Linked DNA regions of Mus musculus: region 1 is linked to region 2. A link is a loop called in an ENCODE intact Hi-C map of the cell type or tissue named here. Cell type or tissue: heart. All regions are shown on one strand.

Region 1 (2,500 bases), 150 kb after region 2:
CTCTCCCCGTTAGCTGCTTGAAACTATTTTCAATAGGTGCTCTAGATCCCTGTCTTGATGCTAGTGGTGGTCCCAGTGTAGTATGTGCTTGACAAGAGCTAAGTATTGTTTGGAGTGAACTCTTTCAGATACTTGCTGTGATTCAAGATTTCAAGTAACTGGTATACATTGGTTTTATCAAATATGAGATAATAGAAAAAATAAAAAACTGATTCTGGGGCTGGGAGGATGTATATAGTTTGGAACAGTTGCTCAATACACACAATACATTCTAGGCAAGCCCTGTACCTGAGTGACATCCCCAACCAGAGAGATTTTGTACAGCCCCTAACTTGGCTATATTTGTTTTCCTAGCTGTACGCTGATCGCATACAGGGCACAAAAAATTAGAAAAAAATTTTTTGAGAAAGGTCTTCATTCTATAACCTAGGTTGGCCTGGAACCCACTACGTAGCCCAGGCTGGCTTCAAACTTGGGTAGATCCTCCTGCCTCAGGGTCTTGAGTTGGGATGACAAGTATAAGCTACCATACCAGTTTAAACACATTAAAGACTGCTCCCAGGCTGGAGCTCTAGGGCAAAGGCTGATGGTCCCCAGCCTCCTTCAGCCCCATCACCTTACTTTCACTGCCGTGGAGACGAGTCTGGTTATTGCTCTATACCACATACACGCAATGTTTCCAGTTTCATGAATGACCACGTTTGCCTGTGTTGTATACTTACAAGTTCGCAGTCAGGGGATTATTTTGTACATTTCAGGCCCCTGGAGTGATTACTCCCCGTCACCATCAGCACTATAAATTATATAGTGACATACTTGACGGGACATTTAAGAGATCTGCAGCCTACTGTCAAATGACAAAGACTCATTAACCCAATAAGGAACATACATATTAACTGTGAGACTGAAAACACCTTTTCCATATGCTAATCTAAGAGCGGTGCCGAGAAGGAAACGTGGCGTCCTCCCTCCTCTAACATTTCAGCAGAGGCTGTATCTGCCACAGGGGTGAAGTACTTACCACTTCTATGACATAAAAACATAGTAATAAAGAAATGTTAATTGTATACAACTATGAACACTTAACAATTTCTACCACTATAGCTATACCTCTTAACATTTCACATCAAGGGGTCAGTACTTGGAATCCAACCTTTAGCTCTGACAATAAAAAGATTATGATGCCCTCTTGTGGACAATGACTTTTAGAGGGGTTTTATTTTTCATTAAAATTTAACTTATATTTCATTAAAATCTAGCCTAACAGATCTACTAGAAACAACACCTCATTGTTTCCTTTAAAAAGTAAATAAGTAAAAAATATCACATAGTATTATTAACAGTGCAAGACAATGTGTAAACTTTTGTTCCTCAGCTCTTAAAAGCTTGCATTCTAGAGTTACAGTGCCCGAGTTCAAAGTTCTCTAGTTACAGTACCAGGCAGTTTAATACTCAGTATTCTCTCTGTAAGGCACACAGTATCAGGACACACACACACACACACACACACACACACACACACACACACACACACACAGGGTTGTGGTGGAACAGAAAGTACAGTACTTAATTCCCAAGAGGCTAGGTGCAATTCATTATGTGTATACATATACACGAACTACCACTGCATAAGCCTGAAGATTAGGTTTTTTGTTTTGTTTTGTTGTTTTGTGAGATAAAGCCTAGCCATACAGTGTATGCTGGCTGGCCTTGAACTTGTAATCTTCCTGCCTCGGGCACCCAAGTGCTGAGACTTTCATGCGTATGCCACCCTGGGCAGGTACTGAGCAGGTCCTATCATCAGTCCTGACCTCATGGAAAGAAACACACTGAGTGTTAATGCTTGCCCGGTACCACAGCATCTTACAGCTCTCATTTCACAATGAGCAAGGTCTAAGCCAGGCCTGGTGGCTCCTACCCATAATCCCAATCCCTCGGAGGTAGAGACAGGGGAAGGGGGAGTTCAAGGCCCTTCTCAGCTCTATGGCGAGTATGAGGACTGTGTGCCTCACAGACCTTGTGTCAAGAACAAGCAAACGAACCCTCTATGCCACATTCCATTCTCATGACATTCCGCACGTTATCGCAGCCCTGTCACAGACCAGGACGTTCTCTGTAAGGCAGACTCAGGTCACTCTTTTACTGGCTTTATGCTCTTGCACTACACGGGGGCGTTATAATCCTTCACTATTGCAAAGGTTTCGACAAAGCATTTTGTATATCAAGTATGTATTTCTTGTGTATGTCCACAGGCTATTTCTCATCTTGTATTAGCTAAAAATAAACGAATTGACCTTAAAATGCTTTTTTAGATGCTTTTACTCCCCCAGGAAAAAGGTTGTGAAGTCAGGGCTTCCAGTTCAGTGTTCTATGGGATTCCTGAGTGTGTGAGAAAGTGGGTCTCCGATTCTTGTTTTCTCTCTTGGGCTCTTTCTTTCTATTTGTTTATTGTGTTAGTTTTTATCATAGCATATCATAATATCCCTTTAAAATAAATTTT
Region 2 (2,500 bases):
TTCTGTTTTCATATTCCCACTGACATGAGAAATGCATGTGTCAAGTATTAAAAGTAATAAATTTTTCAAATCCAAAACAGTCATTCTATATGCCTAAAAGCTTTTAAAGTAAAGCCATGTTTAGTATGCTTACATATGGTTCCCAAACTTTGTACAGGACACACTTATTACACAGCGCACTGTCTTGGACTCTCACACCATAGTCCTGCTTGATTCCCAAGCACCCAAAGTTCTATTTGCTAAGAACTCTTACTTTGAATAATGTAAAGTGTATTTAAGTTCAGACCATCCAATACCTCTTTATATACATAAATGGGGAAATAATTTATCTTTCATTATATCTTACTGGCTCTGTTAATTCTACTTACAAATTGTATTATATGACAGTGTTTGTATGGGATCTGGAAGGATTTCAGCTGAATAGCTTGGATCTCTGATGTGGGTACAGTTACGATTGACTGAGGACATAGATAAGATTTCCCGGAGACTGAGGCAGGCTTCGAAAGATAACTCAGTCCCATGGTGCCTCAGCTCCCTACTTGATGTATGGTTAGATTGGATCACTTTCTCACCACGTGGACTTCTCTAGAAAAGGACTTGCAGGTCCTTAGTTGTAACAGCTCCCAGAGATGAAAGAAAATGGCTCTATGGCTTTCTAGGACTTACCCTTGAAAGTAGCGGCCCCACCCCCACTCCCCAACACTTCTGTCAGATTACATTCCTAAAGTGCTGGTCAGTTGGTTAAGCCCACACCCAAGGAAATGGTTAGACTCTATTTCTAAAGGAAAGATTGTCAAAGAACAGTTGATCGTTTAAAAACCATCACAGTACCAGTCAGGCACCTGTCAAACATCAGAATGAGATTAGCACCGCTGTCATCATTTCCTGACTCTCGGATGTTTTCGTGTGGGCTCTGCTTTCGACCACAACAACCACTGAAAACTTCGCCTCACAGATGTATGTCTTCGGAGAACCCAATGAGGTGCAATTTGCAACCTCCCCTGAACGCGCAGTACCCGTGACGGCCAAGAGATGTCGCTGTTCTCTCTCAAAAAAAAGCCACGTTGCCCACTGAGCTCCCAAAATAACGCCTATGAAACTACTAAGCCATTTGGAAATTGACGTGATCGCCTTTTGCTCAAAGACAAAAAATGAAGGTTGAAAGTTAATGCAGCATTCTGAGGGGGCTACTGGGAATAGAAGGGTGGGGCGGGGCGGAAAGGAACGTAAAGACGATCAACACAAAGTGGGCTGTGAAAACACAGTAATCTGTTACTTGCGGGCTGAGTTTAATGCTACTAATAAGGATTATATTCTCATGAAATTTCGCAGTTACCTAAAATTCTGTTAGATTTTTCTTTTTTCTCTTCCAAAACTGAGAACCCTATGCCAAATCAGGCTTCCGGTTTTTGTAGTAATTTTAAGAACACTCAGTGGCAAATTAAAGTAGTGTTGAGACAGACAGACGTTGAGAGAGAGACAGAGCGAGAGAGCGAGTACCTTCAGCTGGTACTTATCACGAAGCCTGATCTGAATTCAATCCGGGGACACATGACAGGAAGAGAGACTCACACCCCACACCCCACACCCCACACCCCACACCCCATGCACACGAGCACACACAGGTGCGTGTACAGATGCACACATGGAGGCCAGAAGTTGATGGCCAGCGTCTTCCTTGATTGTTTTCCACCTTCTATAAGGAGGCAGAGTTTCTCACTTGAGCCCAGAGTTTGGTGACTGAAGTAATCTACCTAGCTAGCCAGCTTGCTCATTGACACACAAACACCCATGCAGAAGTAAATCAATCAATAAATTAAAAAAATGTAAGAAAGAAATGCGTAGATGATGGATGGGTAGATGGATGGATGGATGGATGGATGGATGGATGGATGGATGGAGAGAGATATAATAGATAGATAGTAGATAGTTGATTAGGAAAATTATAAATGAGGAGGCTGTTTCTATCTGTGGAAACAGAGGAGCCTTCTACCCCTGTCTGCTTTACTTCCTTTTCCTCCAGGGTATCAATATCAACTCTACGCTAGCCTCAAATCCAGAATCTTTCTGCTTCCAAAGTGCTGAGCCCAGCATCAATGTCAACCCCAAAACAGCTGAATATGGAGGAAAAGCCATTCAAGGAGGGGGAAAAAAATAAATCAGTTTAAAACTTTAGCTTTAAAAATTCAGGTGTGAGACTCTGAGTTTGGCCCCTGACTGTGCAAAAAGCTCAAAAGATAAAAATGAAAAGAATCACCAACCAACAAAATTGTGCCTCACTTAATCTTTTTCATAACTTCTCTTTTTCTTTTCTAGCATAAGGCGTTTTAGTGCGGGCTTCGAGCCTCCACCAAATGATCACATGGCCGTTACTTCCTTACTCAGAGAAAGTTAATCTTTAGTAAGAAGGGCAAATATTTGCGGCAGATAAAATGAAACACGTTTCTTTTTGTACTTGCCTGGAACTAATTTCAGTAAGAAAAATTATTTTAAGTTATAA

The links. Peaks named below come from ENCODE experiments on the same cell type or tissue, not always from the same donor. Only the 100,000 strongest peaks of a DNase experiment are listed, where the experiment ranks them.
Region 1: it touches region 2 in a loop (10-fold over the local background); 20 of 42 quality-filtered maps call a loop at or near these places.

The regions. Positions count from the first base shown.
Region 1 is chr16:78,345,693-78,348,192 of GRCm38, forward strand. It overlaps a transcript of Cxadr not described here. Among named protein-coding and RNA genes, the nearest start is that of Btg3, 30 kb to the right of the region's middle. In heart, a CTCF peak has its summit at 1,190 (motif pointing left); no DNase peak of the experiment used is centred here; H3K27ac peaks cover 1,012 bases.
Region 2 is chr16:78,197,935-78,200,434 of GRCm38, forward strand. No RefSeq gene overlaps it. Among named protein-coding and RNA genes, the nearest start is that of Gm31613, 23 kb to the right of the region's middle. In heart, a CTCF peak has its summit at 1,022; a DNase peak (open chromatin) is centred at 1,027.